Linked DNA regions of Homo sapiens: region 1 is linked to region 2. A link is a loop called in an ENCODE intact Hi-C map of the cell type or tissue named here. Cell type or tissue: IMR-90. All regions are shown on one strand. Links, peaks and the distances in the headings refer to the core of each region. The heading gives the core; the rest is flanking DNA.

Region 1 (9,871 bases), core at 546-8,545, 120 kb after region 2:
CTTGTTTGTTTTTATCTATTAGTGTACTGTAGTACATTGATTTTTTAATGTTAATCAACCTTGTGTTCCTGGGATAATTCCCATTTGGTCATGGTGTATAATCCTTTCATGCTCTTGTATTTAGTTTGCTAGTATTTGGTTGAGGATTTCTGCATCTATATTCATAAGGTATTTTGGTCTATAGTTTGCTTTTCTTGTGGTATCTTTGCTTAGCTTTGTGGGTAATTTTTGCCTTACAGAATGAATTAGGGTTATTCCCTCCTCTTCAACTTTTTTGAATAGTTTGAGAAAAACTGGTGTTAATTCTCCTTTAAGTGGTTGGTAGAACTCACCGTTAAGTCATCTGGTTCTAGACTTTTCTTTTTCTTTTCTTTTTTTTTTTTTTTTTTGAGACAGAGTCTCGCTCTGTCGCCCAGGCTGGAGTGCAGTGGCACGGTCTTGGCTCAATGCAAGCTCCAAGTCCCGGGTTCATGCCATTCTCCTGCCTCAGCCTCCCGAGTAGCTGGGACTACAGGCGCCTGCCACCATGACTGGCTAATTTTTTGTATTTTTAGTAGAGACGGGGTTTCACTGTGTTAGCCAGGATGGTCTTGATCTCCTGACCTCATGATCCGCCCACCTCGGCCTCCCAAAGTGCTGGGATTACAGGCGTGAGCCACCGCACCCAGCCTAGACTTTTCTTTATTAGGAGATTTTTGATTATTATTTCTTCTCAAGTTTCTTTTGGTAATTGTATGTTTCTAGCAATTTGCCTTCTATCTAGGGTACCTAATTTGATGTCCATTTGTTTTGGTCTTCTCTTATAATTCCTTTTTATTTCTGTAAAGTCAGTAGCAGTGTCACCACTTTCTTTTCTGATTTTAGTGATTTGCATTTTCTTTCTTTTTCTCTTGGTCAGTCAGTCTAAGCAAAATTTGATCGGTTTCACTGATTACACTTGCTCTTAATTATAATACTTGTTTCCTCATCTCCATAAAATTTGGTTATTTGTAATGAGAAGACTGTTAACCTGTTGGATATAATTATTATTTGAAATTACCCTTTGGTATCAGGTTGATTAATTTTTTCAAGATTCATGCATAAACAGGAAGCATTTCTCTTTGCCCCCTAAAATACTACAGAGATATTTGCTATCAGACATATTCTGACAATGCTATCTTTTTTATGAGGTCATATGGCTAAGTATTTTTTTTGTATATAATCTGCAATGACAAAAAATAAGGAAAAAACAAACAAACAAACAATCAAACAAATAAAAACACCCATTTTCTTTGTCTTCTTATGATATTCATGCCCAGATATGTTAAGGGATCACTCTTCAGTTCAGTCACCATGTCACATATGGTGATAGAGTCAGACAGGCCTGTGCTCCTGCTCAAACTCTACCACACAGCAACTATTTTATTTATCCAGTTAATTACAGCATATATTTGTGGTATCATGGTTAAATGCCTCACTCTTTGGAAAGGAATGCTTGGGTTCAAATCTTGACCTTCTCATGGCTAGATGTGTATTTTTGGGTCAGTTAAGAATCTCTTTCAGCATCAATTCCCTCACATGTAAAATATGAGACTTAAAATTTCCTTACTTCAGAAGAATGAAACTAGACCCCTATGTCTTGCCATATACAAAAATCACATCAAAATAGATTAAGGACTTAAACCTAAGACCTCCAACTATGGAACTACTGCAAGAAAACATTAAGAAAAATCTCCAGAACATTGGTCTGGGCAAAAATTTCTTGAGCACAGGCAACCAAAGCAAAAATGGGCAAATGGGATAACATCAAGTTAAAAAGCTTCTGCACGGCATAGAAAACAATCAGCAAAGTAAAGAGACAACCCACAGAATGAGAGAAAATATTTGCAAATTACCCATCTGATAAGGGATTAATAACCAGAATATATAAGGAGCTCAAACAACTCTATAGGAAAAAATCTAATAATCCAATCAAAAAATGGGCAAAATATTTGAATAGACATTTCCCAGAAGAAGACATACAAATGGAAAACAGGCTTATGAAAAGGTGCTCAATATAATTGATCATGAAAGAAACGCAAATCAAAACTACAATGAGATAACATCTCACCCCAGTTAAAATGGCTTATCAAAAAGACAGCAATAACAAATGCTGGTGAGTATTTGGAGAAAAGGGAACCCTTGTATATTGTTGGTGGGAATGTAAATTAGTACAATCACTGTGGAGAACAGTTTGGAGGGATCCAGCAGTCCCACTACTGGGAATATATCCAAAAGAAAGGAAATGAGTATACAGAAGAGATATCTGGACTCCCATGTTTGTTGAAGCTCTGTTCACAATAGCTAAGATTTGGAAGCAATCTCAGTATCCATCAACAGATAAGTGGATAAAGAAAAGATGGTGCATATACACAGTGGACTACTATTCAATCATAAAAATAATGAGAGCTTGTCATTTGCAACAACTTGGATGGAACTGGAGATCATTATGTTAAGTGAAATAAGCCAGGCACAGAAACATCACATGTTCTCACTTATTTGTGGGATCTAAAAATCAAAATAGGCCAGGCATGGTGGCTCACGCCTATAATCCCAGCACTTTGGGAGGCCGAGGCGGGCAGATCACCTGAGGTCAGGAGTTCAAGACCAGTCTTGCTAACATGGTGAAACCCCATCTCTATTAAAAATACAAAAATTAGCCAGGGTGGTGGGAGGCGCTTGTAATTTCAGCTACTCAGGGGGCTGACGCAGGAGAATCACTTGAACCCGGGAGGTGGAAGTTGCAGTGAGCCGCGATCACACCACTGTACTCCAGCCGGGGCTACAGAGAGAGACTCCATCTCAAACAAAAACAAAAAAATCAAAATCAAAGTAATTGAACAAATGGAGATAAAGAGTTACAAGGATGGTTACCAGAGGCTGGGAGGGTAGTGAGGGGCTGTGGTGGGGGAAGGTGGAGATGGTTAATAGGTACAAAAAATAGAAAGAATGAATAAGACCTACTATCTGATAGCACAACAGGGTGAATATAGTCAATAATAACTTAATTGTACAATTTAAAATAAGTAAAAGAGTGTAATTGGATTGTTTGTAACATGAAGGATAAATGTATGAGGGGATGGATACCTCATTCTCCATCATGTGATTATTATACACTGCATGCCTGTATCAAAACATCCCATGTACCCTGTAAATATATACACTTACTATGTACCCACAGAAATTCAATATTTTAAAAAATTGCTTACTTCACAGAGCTTCATGTTCCTTAAATGAGATCATCTACATAAAGTCCCTGACACATAGAAGGGATCAAAAAATATCTTTTGTCATTATTATTTTTATCAACCATTAACAGCCTCGACATACTTACACATAAGTTGGGAATAATAATAGTACCTGCCTCATAGCACTGGGAAGGGTTTTGGTTATCTATTGCTGAGTAGCAAGCCCACCCCAGCTTAGTGTTATAAAATGTACAGCAGTTTTAGTGCTCCCAAGAGATGTGGGTCAGGAATTCAGAAAAGGCACAGCAGACAGGGCCTCAGCTAGGGACACTTAAATGGCTGGGGCTGGAAAATTCTGAAGGTATCTTTGCTCACAGGACTGGCACCTACACTTGGTTTACTCAGAGGGTGGGCTCAGATTCAGCTGTCCACTACAGTTGGGGTCCCCAGCCCCCAGGCCACGAACCAGTACCAATCTGTTAGGAGCCGGGCTGCGCAGCAGGAGGTGAGCGTCAGGTAAACAAGCGTTACCACCTGAGCTCTGCCTCCTGTCAGATCAGTGGCGGCATCAGATTCTCATAGGAGCAGGAACCCAAAGGGAACTGCACATGCAAGTGAACTAGGTTGTGCACTCCTTATGAGAATCTAACTAATGCCTGATGATCTGCGGTGGAGCAGTTTCATCCTGAAACCATCCCTCTCATCCATGAAAAAATTGTTCACAAAACCGGTCCCTGGTACCAAAATGTTGGGAACTGCTGCACTAGAGTGTCTACATGTGGTGTCCCCATGTGGCTTGGACTTCCCATTGAATGGGAGTTGGATTCTAAGAGGGGGCACCCCAACAGGGAATATTTAAGGAGACCAAGACCAAAGTTATAAATCTTCAGGGCCAGCCTCAGAAGACACGAGCATCCATGCTGCCACAATCAATTGGTTGCAAGTCTGTCACTAAGGCCAATTCAGATTGAAAAGAAAGGACATTGATCCCAGCCTTGATGGGTTAATGGCGATAGCACACTGATAACGTGCATGTAAGATGGGGGAATATATTGTGACCATCTTCAGAAATTACAATATGTCAGAAACAATGTGTGTAGTTCACTTGACACAGTGCAGATTCACAGTAAGAATTCAATACAAGCTGTTGTTATTGCTTTCATTATTGTATTAACCTGAATTACAGACAAATCCCTACTTTTGATGGACTCATAGTCTAGTGGATGAAAAAATAATATAAGACAAGGCATATAATATGTTATGGTGGTATCCCATAATGGTTACGATGGGTTCTCAGAAACCTGTGAGTGTAAGGAGAGTCTCACACTCAAGGACTACAGCTTCACCCAAAGCAGTCAGAGAAGACTGCATATGCAAGGCTTTCGTGGGCCAGAAAGGAAGTCCCAGAGCAATTCTGGTTCCTGTTGTCCAACCTCAGGCAGGTCTTTCTCACCATGTTAAAGCCCCAAAGCCTGCCTGGACATTGCTGGAGCAATGTTCACAAAGTTGTCTGATTGACCCATATGCAATGAGATTTATAAACTGGGAATTCCTGCTTCTCTGGCCAATGACAGAACCTATTTTAAGGCCAAAGAGATAACTCAAAATATTTGTCCTTATTTATCCAAAGACAAAACAGGAGGGTGAAAAAGCTCACTCTAACTGGTAAAGCCACCCTTGCAAGCAAGGAGTGTCCACCTGGTGGTCAGGGAAGATTACTGGCAGGAGGATGCTGGGTGCAAAGCTTAGAAAGATTGTGGCAAAAAGAAGAACAAAGACTCTGACAACTCTCTCCCTGTCTTATTCGTTCTTTGTGTTACAATTAAATGGATGTTTAACAGATCATCCTTCCATGATTTTCTATACCCACCGAAATAACAAGCTCTTAGGAAACCAGACATTATGTCTTTGTAATTTCACTGTGTCAGACTCATTCTGGGCTCTCAAATACTTAACAAGTAAAGAAAGATCCTTTATCTTCCTGTCCAAAGACAAACCACAGCTTATCTTTTATACTTTAATATTTAACAAGAACTTGCCATACTAGTTTCCCAATCCCCACATCACAGTTTTTGGGAAAAATAGCCAATACACAAAATGTCATGTTTAATCAGTGTGTCGGTGCGTGTGTGTGTGTGTGTGTGCATGTTTATGTGTATGTATTACAGAAGAAAGTCAGTGGAGAGATTGATGGAAACAGCCTCATCTAGATTTCCTTAATGGAATAGATGTCTGGCAGCATTTTTCATAAAGCTAAGGTCTCCAGGAGTGAATTGGAAAGAAGGCACCCATCTTGACGTGCTCTTTTCTTGTCCTTGGAGATAGTAATTGTTCTTTTCTCTTTCCCCCTACAAGCATTCTCAGTGGGAGTCTCAGATGACTAAGGTGATGAAAAAATAGTTACACATGTTTTTCTTTTGCCCCTAAAGAAATATCCTGGGCTAGTTCCATATTCTTTCAAATGAGTTTGGCTGGAGAAGGAGAGGGAAGGATTTTCATGCATAGCGCTTGAGTTGTATGTTAAATTGTCTGCAGGAGGTTAGAACTGGGAGTACTAGTATCATCTTTAAAGTAGTCTTCAAGGATTCCATCACAGCTGCTCAGTAGTTTTGATGTGACATTCTTGAATATCTTCTTTTCAAAAACCTTACATTAAAGTGTGCCAATGCATAGAATTCATTATACATGCTGGAATTCATTAAATATATAAATTGCCTTCTGGATCATTGCATTTTTATACCACCTACATGCACATTAATGCCTAATTTGAAGTCAATCTGTTTTGGAAAATGCCTTCTTCATGGTAAATTTTAATTGTCATTAGTTGTTGATGAGGGATTAGAAAGGAAATGTGGTCCATGGTGCCAAGGCAGATGTGCCTGTAAGTGTGGACCACTTTTGGAATCAAGGCAGAAATGCCAAAATACAATTTCACCATATTCCATTTTCTGAGGAATCACCACATAATGGTGTGGGATATTTACGTTTCATGTCTATATTTTATGAGGCATTGACAGAATGAGAGGTGGCCAGAAGAAAGAACAAATTTTCCTTGCAGAGGCAGCTGTAAAACAGTCATGTACAGCGATTGCCCAGTGTATATAATTTTCCAGACTCTTCCAAAAGTCTGTTCTGCAGGATATCTTACTCTACCTAACTAAATATAATTTCAAATATTGGTAACATTTAGTGGCTAATCAAAAAGAAAGTTATCCTTAATTTGAAAATATTATTTTGGCAAAATACCTCTCCTGTATTTAATCTAAATTTGTTGATAGGATTATTTTCTTTACCTTTGTTATGGCACGGATTCTACTTTGTGAAATCTTTATTTAAATAATTATTATTTTATTATAACTGTCCTTTAATTAGTTATGTTTTATACCTTTCTTATGGCCTTGAGATTGTTGTTCTTTGTGTTATAATTAACTGGATGTTTAACATATCATCCTTCCATGATTTTCTATACTCACCAAAATAACAAGCTCTTAAGAAACCAGACATTGTATCTTTGTAATTTCTCCTTGTTAGGCTTATTCTGAGCTCTCAATAAATACTTAAGAAGTAAAGAAAGATCCTCTATTTTCCTGTCCAAAGACAAACTACAGCTTGTCTTTTATAATTTAATATTTAACAAGAACTTGCCTTACCAATTTCCCAATCCCCAAATCACATCACACAGCTTTTCGGAAAACTATGCGATCTATGTGATTAAAAATCAAATTCATATTGTAGATCAAAAATATCTCTCTTTAAAAAAGTAGGTTGAGGTCTTGACTTCCCGAACAGTGGAGTGAGAATCTAGGTGAACTCATCTTCCCTCTAAAATAATAAGAATTAAGTCAACACAACTAAAATCAACCATTTCAGACTCAGGGAGTTAACCAAAATCATTGATGAGGCTCAAAGTTGTATTTCCAATAGAGACTACTATGTCTTGGTAAGACAGTGAAGTCACAGCTGAACCTAGGTAGACAGTGAAGCCTGTGACAGTTAACTTGGGTTATTCTCATCTGGACTCGCTACTCTTCTCAGAGGCACAGGAACCAAAATCTGGCAGCTTTGCTGACAACAAAAAATATTTGACAGCATCTGGAGGATTACTAAATGTATTATCCACAGAAAACAGTCAAGATTTTGTCTAAAGTTGCAGTTTCCTGGGAAGTCTGCATTTTCAGAACGGGGCGTTAAATGGTTTAACTCAGAACTGAGCTCAGGGAAATTGGTGGGGGACCTACCCCCAGGACATTACCTAAATAAGAACAAACTGCTGTCAACATCTCAGCTATCTAAAGTTGTGATCTCATTTGAGGTAAACTAGAGCCAGGATGAGAATTTAAAAGGAAATTCTGGACAATAAGACAGCCCTAGGGAACTCTGAAAAGCTCTAACATGTTCCTGGGGACATAAAATACTGTGCATTTATGTAAGGCTATGTGCATGACCAGGAAAAGACCAGGGAAAGAAGGTAACATGCCCGCTGGGTGACCTTGAAGCCTCACTGAAGTAAAAGTGAAAGCTAAGGCTGTCTTGTAAATTGCCTGAACTTTTAAGGCATGCCTTCTCACAAATAGCTTTGGCAATGGGTGAAAGACATACAAGCAAAGCATTTTATAAAAAAACTCTTTGGAGCGATCATTGGGCTGACCACTAAATTATACAGTGCTGATCCAGGTGTGAGTTCTAGGAAGCCAGGCTGAAAACTAAAATCAAGAATTTATGTTTTTTTTTAAAAAAAGTAGGTACAAATTCAGAGGCTACGCACTCCTGGGTATGCAGATTTAGGCCAGGAATGTCACAAAATAAATACTCAACAAGAAAAAAGAACCACAGCAATAAAAAACCAGTAACAAATCAGCCACAGCAACAAATGTTGAGGAACAGAGTAGAAGAATGTGGCACCAGAATTGTCATCATATATTAACTAATGCTCAATTTTCAACAAAATTTTTTTATAAGACATACAAAGAAAGAGGTGTGTCACATACACAGTAAAAAAGAAAAAGTAGCCATCAGAAAATATTTTTAGTAGATGTAGACTTCAAATTAGTGATTAGAAATATTTTTTAAAATTAAAGAAAATCATATTTAAATAATTAAACAAAAATAGAACGATAAAGTCTCACCTAATACAAATACCAATAAAGATATAGAAATCATAATTAAAAAGTGGTAGAAATCCTAGAATTGAAAGTTACTATAACTGAAATGATAAATTCACTAGACAGTCTCAACAACAGATTTGAGCTAACAAAAGGAAAAAAACAATCAATAAACCTGAAGATAGGTCAGTAGGGATTATCCAGTTTGGATAGCAAAAAAAAGAAAAGAAAAGAAAAGAATGAAGAAAAGTGAACACAGCCTGCAGGACATCATCAAGAGTAACAATAAAAACACAACGAGAGCCTTAGAAGATGAGAAAGATAAAGGGGAAGAAAGAATATTTGAAAAAATTGTTACCAAAAATGTCCAGATTTAATGAACAATATTAATCTATACATTCAAGAATCTTGAACATTCATGAACTCCAGTAGACAAATCATAGTCAAACTGACAAAAGTTAAAGACAAAAAGAAAATTTCAAAAGCAGCAAGAGAAAGCAACTTATGAACAAGTAAACATCAATAAAAGTAACAGATGATTCTCATGAAAAACATGGAGGCTAGAAATTTGAGGGTGATGTGTACAAAATGTTGAAAGGAAATGACTATCAAGCAAGAATGTACATCCATCTAAATTCTTCTTCAGCAATGAAGGAAAATTTAGAACATTTCCAGATAAAGAAAAACTGAAATTGCCACTATCAGAGCTACCCTATAAGAAATCTAAAATGAATACTTCAGGTTGAAATGAAAGAAAACTGAACATTAACTTGAATCTAAATGAAGAAATAAAAAACATTGGTAATGTTATTTACATATATGTGACCAAAAACAATATAAATATTTTTCTGTATATAACTCTTCTTCACCTATCAGTTTAAAAAGATAACTGCCCAGAACAATTATTTAAAAAAAAAAACCTGTGTTGGTGGGCTTATAAACATAAAAAGAAATAATCTCTGAGATAATAATAAAAAAGAGAGGAAGGGAACAGTTTCTTGAAGCAGTTTTTGTATACTATTACAACTAATTTGGTATTAATTAAAATGAGATTTATATAAATTAAGATGCCAATTATAATCCCTAGGGCAATATCTAAGAATATACTAACAAATAGCTAACTAACAAACAAACCATGAGAGTTCAAAGACTACAGTGAACATTTTTATTTAACTAAATAAGATCATAATCAAGGAACAGGAAAACAACGAAACAAACAAGCAAAAAACCCCATAACATATAGAAAACAAATAGCAAAGCAGCAGATCTAAATTCTACTTTATTAGTAATCATGTGAAATGTAAATAATTTTAACACCTAAATCGAAAGGCAGAGATGGACAGAATAGATAAATAATGCTATATGCTCTTTTCAGGAGGCACAATTCAGAGTAAAAAAACACAAACAGGCCAACAATAAAAGGATAGAAAAAAACATACAATGTAAGGAGTAACCAAAACAGAAATGAAGTGCCTATATTAATACCATACAAAATAAAATTTATGGCAAAATTGATACTAGAGACAGAAGGATATTTTATAATAATAAGAGGGTCATTCCATG
Region 2 (9,871 bases), core at 544-8,543:
ATGCCTGTGGAGGGGTGGGGTGGTTCCCTCCACTTTGGCCCAAGGAGAGTTTGCCTTTCCCAGGACTCTGGCCAGTAGAGTTCAAGTGGTGTAATTTTCTTCATCTCTTAACTGTTTCCAGGAGTTTGCAGAGCCTTCTCCTTCCTGGCTTCCTTCTCTGCCTTGGGGGTGCCTGTGGCCACAGGAGCCCTGAGCAGGGTTTGCACTCCCAGTCTGGGGATGAACAGGAGGACCTGTCTGATGGGAGCAGCTGCCAAGCAAGGGTGGGGATGGGAGAGAACCCCCAAACAGAGCAGGCGTGGCGTCCGGGTGGGCCAGATGAGCAGGGGTCCAAGGTCAGGGTTCACAGGCTCAACAAGAAGCTTCCTCTTGGAAACCTAAAAAAGGAATCAGGACCGAGGGACATAACCACAGAGACACCAAAGGCCCAGACAACAGGCTCAGGCGGGAGCGTAGCTACTTGTGGTCATAAAGCTCTGAATGCTGCTTTAGTCTCCAGGCCCCAGGGCCTGAGCCTTCAGGACCAAGATCTGGAGCTCCTGCCCTGCTATACCAAAGGTGCTGCTGTAAACACTGTTCTGGTTCTAACTGTTTAATCCCACGCCAACTCTAGGAGGCAGGTGCTATTTAATATCATCTCCAGTTACCAAGGAAGAAACTGAGATTCAGAAAGAGAAAGGCACCTGCCCAAGGTCGCACAGCTTGTGAGCTACAAGGCTGGGACCTGGGCAGCCTGGCTCTGGGGGAAGCGTCAGGCACCAGGGTCCCTGCAGGGGCCTCTGTGCACTTTCTCATTCACATGGCCTGAAGCTCATCCTGAGGTCAGCTGGGAGACTGTGCAGCCCTCTTCAAAGGCCCATCTACAGAATTTGTGAGTCTTTGAACCATTTATTGATTGTAGAAGACAATCAGCCCAGAGAGACGTGAGATGGTTCTGTAGGAAACACTATGATAGGACAGTCAGCAGGAGCCTAGTACAGCACTGAGTATGTGTGTGTGTGTGTGTGTGTGTGTGTGTTTGTGTGTACACTCAGAAAAAAGCAAGTTCCTACTGTGGCAAAGAATAGAGGGTAAAAATGCAAACATGCGAGTACCCCTCTGACACAATGAGTTCTTTCTATCATTCATTTTTTTCTTTACCATTTTAGTGGAGGCAACATTGCCCCAAGGGAATAAACGGACATTAAATCTCTGTGTTTTGGGATTTTCCTGGCATTTTTAAATCAGGAAAGTACTATTTACAGCTACATGCTCACACACACACACACACCCTGCACACACACACACACACATACACACACACACACGGGGAGGGTCACAGCAGACAATGGCACCTGGCCCAGCGGGGTCCCCTGGATGGGAAGGCAAGTGCAGTGTGTCAATCACTTAGAGGGGCAAAGGCGGGCTAGAGGGAAAGCCCCCAATTCCTGAAGATGGTGGGGCTGGACAGGAGAGACCTTCATCCCTGTCACTTTCCTCTAAGCTCCATACCAAGTGGAAGTCACGAAGGTTAGGGTCTTGTTGCTCACCCATAAAACGAAGTATGGTGATGACAGTGATGGGACTAAGTCACACTCATGTTAAGTTGTCCAGTACCTGCGACACAGACACTGCAAGAACAGTCCCTCTAGGTGTTAGAGACAGCAGCCTCTGTCCCAAGGCATCTGTGAGAGTTGGAAGTGGTGCTTGGTAGATGGCATTGTGTGGATGGGTACTGGGGGGAGTCACATCTGCGGGTTGGTCCCTGTGCAGCACACAGAGAACGATGTCTGCGTGGACCTCACTTGATGGCTGTGACAGCCTCAGCTCACTTGGCTTCCCACACAGGAGACCTGCAAGGCCACTCACAAAAGGCGATTGATTTAGTGGCTCAGGGCGCTGGGATGGAAGGGCCTGGGGAGTCCTTCAGTGACGACCCTTCTCTCTGCGTGGCCTCAGGCCCCAGCCTCCCCACTTCTCCCAGTTCTAGCAACTGACACTCATCTCTTCTCCCCAACCCTCTTTTCTCTTTCTAATCTGTGAAAGAAAAAGTAGTCCCCACTTCCCTGGGGCTTTACCTTTAGAATTCCAAATTGTTTTACCACAACTTGGCTCTGGTAAATTCCAAGTTTTGACTTTTCTCTCTGTTGTTTAATATTTGAATTTCAAGACCCAGCTTGGAAGTTGAAGAACTGAATATTGAGGATTTTATTCCCTTGTGTTCCTGCTACATAACTCCTGATTCTCCTTCTTGCAGAACAGGCTAGAGGGTGAGTCACTGTCTCAGTCAGCTTGAGTTGCTGTAACAAATACACCCTAGGCTGGGAAGCTTAAACAGCAGACATTTACTTCTCAGAGTTCTGGAGCTGGGAAGTCCAGGATCAAGGCACTGGGAGATGTGGTATGTAGGGGGCCCTTTTCAGGTTTGGGATGGCACCTTGCTGTGGTCTCACATAAGGGAGAGCAGGGAGGTAGGGAGCAAGCTAGCTCAGGTCTCTCTCTCTCTTTTTTTTTTTTTTTTTTTTTTTTGAGACAAGAATCTTGCTCTGTCACCCAGGCTGGAATGCAGTGGTGTGATCTTGGTTCACTGCAACCTCTGCCTCCTGGGTTCAAGTGATTCTTCTGCTTCAGCCTCCCGACTAGCTGGGACTACAGGCTTGTGCCACCACGCCCGGCTAATTTTTGTATATTTAGTAGAGATGTGGTTTCACCATGTTAGCCAGGATGGTCTTGATCTCCTGACCTCCTGATCCACCTGCCTTGGCCCCACAAAGTGCTGGGATTACAGGCGTGAGCCACCACACCTGGCCCTCAGGTCTCTTATAGGAGCACTAATCCCATCATGAGAGCTCCAGGCACATGACCTCATCACCTCCTGGAGTCCTCACCTCCAAATACCATCACATCGTGGTTAGGCTTCAACATGCCTACTCCAGGAGGATGCAAACATTCAGCCCATAGCAGTCATGTACCTGAGGTTGTGATGAAATAAATACACAAAATAACATTTCTATCTATCACCATCCTCCTCCTTTTTGACTGTTAGCTGGGCTGGCCAGCACCTCGAGGATGGTGGGTTTGCTGGCATCTTCCGGCAGACAATGGGGGCCCTGATGATGGGCTAAGAGACCCAGTGGCCCTCACTCTGTCTCTTAAGCCCTTGACCCTGTGGCCTTTAGTGAAGCTCAGTGCAGTTATCAGGACCCCATGACTCATTTGCTCTCCAATTCTTCCTAAGGATGTTTACAGACCAACTTACACCAGCAATAGCTTTTAAAAACCCTCATGAAGAATTCCCACAGTCTACCCATAACCTCTGCCGCAGAGTTCGTAATGTCCCAGACCCCCGTCCTCAGCCATGCAATCACTAGCGTCTTTATATGTAAAGAGAAGATAGTAAAACCTTGCCCTGCTGAATTCATGGGATTCTTTTAAGAGCCCAGCAGTGGTAGATGGGAAGTTCTTTGTAAACGGAACCATGCTGGGACCACTTGCCCTTTTATTCAGGGTCCTGACTTTTCCTTCCTGGCCCTGCGGTCCCCCTGCAGTGCACTCTCCTGACCCTAGGTGGCAGCAGCACCTCGGCTCCCCTCAAGGGAGGCCTGCTGCGGATGGAGGCTAAGGTCAGGATGCAGCCTAATTAGCTGAACAGTTTGCAGCCCTGCTCAGCAAAGAAACCCCTGGGGTGCGGGAAGAGAGTGACTCACATTCTTGTTTCCTTGATAAAGGAGAATGTTTTGAGAGTCATTCTAGCGTTGCAGTCTGGGGTCACACCATCCAGACACTTGGCTTCTCTTCCTTCCCCAGCATCCCTCAAGACCTTTTTTTTTTTTTTTAAATCCTCACTCCCCCCAACCCCCCTCAAATGCACCAATAGGCTCAGTCAGAACAAGGGCTCAAGAGTCTGCCCGAATAAAGACTCTTCTGTGTCCACAGGCTCAATGTGAGCATCCCTGTCCACACCCGGGCCTGGCCAGACCCAAGGGCTTTCTTACAAGATGTGTGAAACGTCAGCATTGAAAGGGCTGGGCAGAGCATCTAGTCTAATGGGAATTTGACAGGGGTAAACTGTGCCTGAGAACCCAAAAGAGGCAGGGAGGGAATGAGCATTTCCTGATCACCTGCAGCGTGCAAGCCCTGTGTGAGGTGTCGGTATACCTGCTCACTCTTCTAGAACAGCCGTAGGATGGGGTAGGTGAGGGAGGTGGGTTTCAAATGGAAAAAATGGCTGCACAAGAGAACACAAGTAGCTTCAAGATGAGAGTAGCTCAGTTCATTCATGGATTTATTTTTCCTGCAAATGTTCACCCTGGTGTGTTTCAGTGCCCAGGCCTGGGGACATCCCAGCTGACCCCTGCAGCTGGGGGCTCTAGTCAGGCCCACTGTCATGCCTCTGGTGGCTCAAGGGTGCACCTGGTCCCGTAATGCCTCCCAGGTCGGCCACACCTCTCAGAAGATACCATTCCTCACCTTCCTCGTGTGCTGGTTCCTCTCCTTCTGACTTTGGTTCTTCAGCCTCAGCTTATCTCTTCCTCCCCAGAGCTGGTGCTGACTTGAGCCCCCATGGCCTTGCCTTGGAAAATATGACAATGACTGTAAATGTTTGGCCGCAGAACTGTTCTTTCACGGGGCCACAAAAGAACGTGTGGCCTCCTGATAATGCCCACGGCTGGTGCAGGCTTGGGGAAGGAGGCCTCTTGCAGAACCAACCCTATAGATGCTGTAGCACCACTGACCCCTTGCACATACATATGCTGCTGACTAGCTCTTGGCCTGAGAAACTTCATTCATTAACATCTTTCCCAGGGCACCTGTGTCCCCTTGGAATCTGGTTTATCTCCAGACAGAAAAACACATGGTTCCTGTTTTCCTCAGGCAGCTCCTGGTTCCATACTGGTCATTGCATGGAAGGTTGAACAGGAGGATTGCCTAATTCTGTGCATCTGAATGAGAGCACAGGCCCATCCAGGAGGTCTGCCGCAAATGCAAAGTGCTTGTCACATTACAGGCAATCAGTGAAAGGAAGCTGCCTCATGGTGTCAGCATGGGTTGCATGTCTTATAAATATACATTGGATCTCTCGCAACAAAGGCTCTGTAGAGTTTGAAGGGACGTGGGAGGGATCTAGTTTTGACTTCTGATGGTGGAACATCGGGCATCAACGTGACAAGGCACTTTGGGCAAGGGGGCTTGTTCTCTTCATCTCTGTGAGAGATAATTGCCATCTTTGGTGTTCATCATTCATTTGTCCACTTAATTCTGCTGGCTGAACCTGGAATGACACCACACGCTGGAGACAGCTTGATGAACAGAACAAGACATGGCTCCCAACCTTGCCCTTTGTTGTCTGATGGAGAGCAGGGAAGCAAAGAAGGGAATAGGAGGCTGAGAGGTGAGGCTGGGCCATGTAAGGCCTTCTGGGCTATGTGAAGGATTTGCATCTTTAGCTCAAAAGCAATGTGAAGTGTTTGAAGGGATTTTAGGAGGCGAGTAATACAATCAGGTTTGCATTTCACTATTAAGTAGATGAGTTGGATGGAGGCTTCCAGATCTGGAGGCCTGGAGAATATTGGTCCAGGCAAGGATGGTGGCACACAGGAATAAGGCAGTGAGGGTGGAGATGGAAAGAGTGAACAGATTTGAGAGATGTTTAAGAAGCTAAAAGTGTAACCTGCTCCCGCCAGAGTATCTGTTCAACCAATGGCAAAATCAACTCAATGGATTACATACTGGTCCTGGGATCCTGTGTTTCAACCTCCTTGTTGTACAAGAGATAGTTTGTAGGTCTGAGGGCAAAGGAACTTCTGGGGGCCCACAGCAAGTGAGATGCAGAGCCAGGGCCGAGACTGGTGTAAACGCATGGGAACCACACTGGGGACTCACAACAAAGCCCAGTGCTGGATGAGGTCCTCTCTAGGCCTCTCCCTAGGGATACCTGGGTCCTCTCCTTTCCTCTCCCTGGAGCAAGCCCCATTACCCCATCAGGGAGAGGAAAGGATAGGATCCAGGTCTCCAGCCTCCAGAGACATCTGCTTACCAGGGGACCCGGGGAGTGAGGAAGAGTATAGGAGCAAGCATGGAGTGGGGCCTCTGCTCAGGCCCTGTCCCTTCTTTCATGGCGCCTACAGCACATCTTTCAGCAAAGGATGCGACAGGCAGCAGGGTGGGGAATCTGAGAACAACCAGGCATTTGATGCCTCTGGGGGCAGGGCAGATAATGAGATGCAGGCATGAGCCCAGGGGGCTGTTTGCGGTCCAGTCTGCCCTCCTTCTTGGCACTGAGGCCAGACTTAAAGGTCAGGAGGACGTCAGACCCTCTCATCTGGGGCTCTCCTGGCAGCCCCTCCCCTCTGCACTCCTCTTCCAGCCCCTGCACGCTTCTGCCGCACCAGCTTCAATGCCTCTATTGTGGCGGCAGCTGCAGCGCTGGGGGCTCTGGCCCTCTCTCCCTCTTCTCCCCTCCTGCAGGCCCCCATGGGTGGGGAGCTGAGCAGCTCCTTCCTATTTTCTGTACCCTCAGGCCCAGAACTCCTGGTTTCTGGTCACCCTCCTCATTCTGGGCAGGTGGCTGCTGGTGACCCGGCTCCAGCTCCCTCTCCCGCCTTTTCTGGGTGGATGCCCTGAGTGACACAGGAAAGTTTCCCAAAGCAGGTGGACTCCTGGGGCCACCGGGACCTGCTCTCTCCCTCCACAGGAGATTCCTGTCTGTAGATCTTGGCTTTCCTGCAGGATCCACACTGGAGGGAGGGAAGGGGTAGACTGGGGAAGAGTTCTGTGCTTTCAGCTGTAGCATTTAGATTCAAGGAGAGAAATGGAGAGAGAAAGAGAGAGAGAGAGATTGCACAAAAGCATTTTAAAAGAAACCACCTTTATTCTCTTACTCTCCAGGTGGGTACACCAAGCCTGATAAAATCCAACTTTGGAGTCATATGATTTAACTGGAGAAGTCTTTCACTTTGGTATGAGACTTAAACAAGTGGTCTCTCTTTTCTGACTTTGACTTCCTTATCTGTTAGCAGGGTCTCATGCCTCTCCCAGCTCTGTGGGTTGCTGTGAGTCCCAGGACACCTAGAAGTAAACTCAGGAATGAATGACTTGAGCCACCTCGGTGCTCTGTCCAGGCTGCCCCTCCCCACCCCTGCCTGCTATCACAGTGCCATTAAGTTTAAGTGACAAAGCAAGGATTTAAATTAAAAAGGCAAAAATTTCACGGAGAGTTGGGCATTTGAGCTGCGCAGAGAGCTTACCTGAAGTGCTGCAGCCCTGGAAGCACAGCCAGCTGGCTGCCCAGATGTACTGAGCCAGTGCAAAGCTTGACATAATGGAAAGACGGTTGCTCTCTGTCCCCTGGTCTGAGCTGACAGCAAACCACAGAGAGGCAGTGGGCATGCAGAGGAGGTGGGAGTCCTGATGTTAGGGACCTGAGCAGCAGGCAGCAGTGCACAGCAGAGCAAAACTGTGTTCCTTCACGGGGCTTCCGCTGGCCCTGGGGAAGAGCTCGTCCAAAGACCCAGAGTGGGCAGCAAGCCTTAAATTGGCCAAGTCCAGCCCCAGGACACCCTGTCCCACCACCCCCATGAGGCCAGCCCTCAACACTTGGTGACTGTGGACTTTCTTAGGGTGCCGTGGGAAGCTGCCACCTTAACTTGATGCCAGCTCCTGGGGAGAACTGGGCGGTGCCCTCACTGCCTTTGGAGGGGAGAGTCTAGTGCTCAGGGGCACACTGATGCCAGGGGCCCTCCTGGAGCCATGAGGAGAGGAGTCAGAGAGCAGGTCCAATGCTATGAATCAGAAACCCCAGCTGAGGAAGGGGCTGGGGAAAGCATTAGACAGCCTCTTGCCAGCCCATGCTGTCCTCCAGCTGGAGTCTTCAGAAACCCTTTGTGCTGCCAGAGGAGGCATCTCCAGGGAACCCCCAACTCCTCTTCACTCTTTACAAGCTGCTTTGAAAAGATCAGGTGGCAGAGGCCATGCATGGAGTGTGGGAATGGCTGGGGCAGGCTGTCCAGCTCCCTGGGCCCCTCTGGTCCCCACCTAACCCCACCCCCTGGCTCTGGGTGAGGTGCTGACATGAGGTACAAAGCTGGGAAAATGGGGCTGGATGTGTGCTTGCTACAGTGTGTGTGGACACTAGAGGCACCATGAGCTGATGTGCCAGGCTTTGGCAACTGCTGTGCAGGAGAGGGCACCGTGTGCACAGGGAGTGAAGGTGGGGACAGAGAAGGTCTGTGAGCCTAGGCTGAATGGGCCTGGCAAGGAAGCAGAGGCTGCCAAAGAAATGCATAGTGCTGGTTCAGGATCACAAGGAAGGCCTGAAGACCATAAAAAATTCACCTCCAGGTCCACAGATGTTGAGAATTTCAGCAGAGCAGTTGCTTTTCTTTGGCTTAAGGTACTACCTCTATGGTAGATCCTGCCCAAGGCCATTCCCTCCCCCATCTTGTTAGCTGATATATATATATATATATGCTGGGCCCCTCCAAGGCTGAAGGCTCAAGGGCTAACCCCAGCCTAATAATCATGGTCATTCAGTTTTTGTGGCTAGTGATTGCTTTACTAAGGGGCAGGTACATTAACTTGGTTATTGAGGCTTGATGGGATGTTTACCTGGAATGTTCTCAAAAGGGTGTGGGTGAGAACTCCCATTTCTGCTTTGGCTGAATCTCTTCATGTCTGCCTGTGATGCCTGGGACTGTGGCAACTGTTTTATAATCATGAAGCAACAAGTTTAAGGATGAAGTCAATAGGCTGGGAGGATTAATGCAAAGAAGTGGAACGAACTTGAATTGTTCAAGACATCTTTGAGCCAACCTCATAGCCACCATAGCTCGGATTTCTTATTCTGTAAACTAATCAATGTCCATGTGGTGTAAGCCATTGTGGTTGCGTTTTCGCTTTATGCTGCTGAAAGCACCCATGCAGGTATAGCCTCTCTTTAAGTGTGTCTCAGATCATCTCGGTGCTTGGCTGAGATCCCCTCAGATCTCTCCTTATTGTTTCCCTCCCACTCTCACTTGAGGGCAGTGCTGGCACTGGGGCCTGGGCTGGTCCTTGCAGGATTCCTGGGTTATAGGAGCTGCTTTACCTGCAAGGAGCAGAAGTGCCTGGGGGATTTTGCACCCCCTTCCCTGTCTGTGCCTGTGGGAGACAGGGCCCTTGGTCCAAGGCCACAACCCAGCTGTCTTCCTCCTCTCCTCACCCAGGCCCCTACTTGTCTTTGGGAAGCACATCTTTAGTGATTCAGTTGTGTGTGGGTCCTCATCTCAGAGTCTGCTTCTGGGGAGCCCAACTAGAGACAAGGTGCAGCTCTCCTGGGCGGAGTCAGCCTCCCCCACGCTGGCGGTCACGGCAGGAGTGGGATGCGAGGCTGGGCCCAGGACATGCTTCCTAGCCTTCCCTGTACTCCGGCCCTGCTGGTGTGCCTGGGGCTCAGGGCTGCTCAGAGGCACTGCCTCACCCTCCTGTGCCTGCTTTTCATGTGTGCCATCCTGGGCCCATCCTGGGCCCGGCTGCATTCTCCCTGCCCTGGGTGGCCCCTTCTCCAGGCCCCTACCATCCACCTTGGCCCACTGTGCGGGGGCATCATGACAGCATTGGTATGGGGGGCATTGTGTGCCCCCCAAATTCCTATGTTGAAGCCTTAATCCCTAACACCTCAGAATGTGGCTGTATTTGGAGATGAGATCTTTAAGAGGTTAATTAAGCTAAAATGAGGCCATTAGGGTGGGCCTTAATTCAACAGGACTCATGGCCTTGTAAGAAGAGGAGATAAGGACACAGACATGCACACAGGAAAACCATTGAAGACACAGGGAGAAGATGGCATCTGCAAGCCAAGTAGCGAGGCCTCGGTCGAAGCCAGCCCTGCCGACACCCTGATCTCAGACTTCCA

The links. Peaks named below come from ENCODE experiments on the same cell type or tissue, not always from the same donor. Only the 100,000 strongest peaks of a DNase experiment are listed, where the experiment ranks them.
Region 1: a loop joins it to region 2, with 2.1 times the contacts of the local background. A loop is called at or near these places in 10 of 110 quality-filtered maps.

Annotation. Positions count from the first base shown.
Region 1 is chr10:44,729,323-44,739,193 of GRCh38, reverse strand. No RefSeq gene overlaps it. Among named protein-coding and RNA genes, the nearest start is that of TMEM72, 180 kb to the left of the region's middle. In IMR-90, for the core only: a CTCF peak has its summit at 4,903; no DNase peak of the experiment used is centred there.
Region 2 is chr10:44,851,614-44,861,484 of GRCh38, reverse strand. The region is part of intron 2 of TMEM72-AS1 (TMEM72 antisense RNA 1); the gene reads left to right. Among named protein-coding and RNA genes, the nearest start is that of TMEM72, 55 kb to the left of the region's middle. RefSeq lists an enhancer at 7,477-7,977. In IMR-90, for the core only: CTCF peaks have their summits at 3,549 (motif pointing right) and 8,149 (motif pointing right); a DNase peak (open chromatin) is centred at 3,644.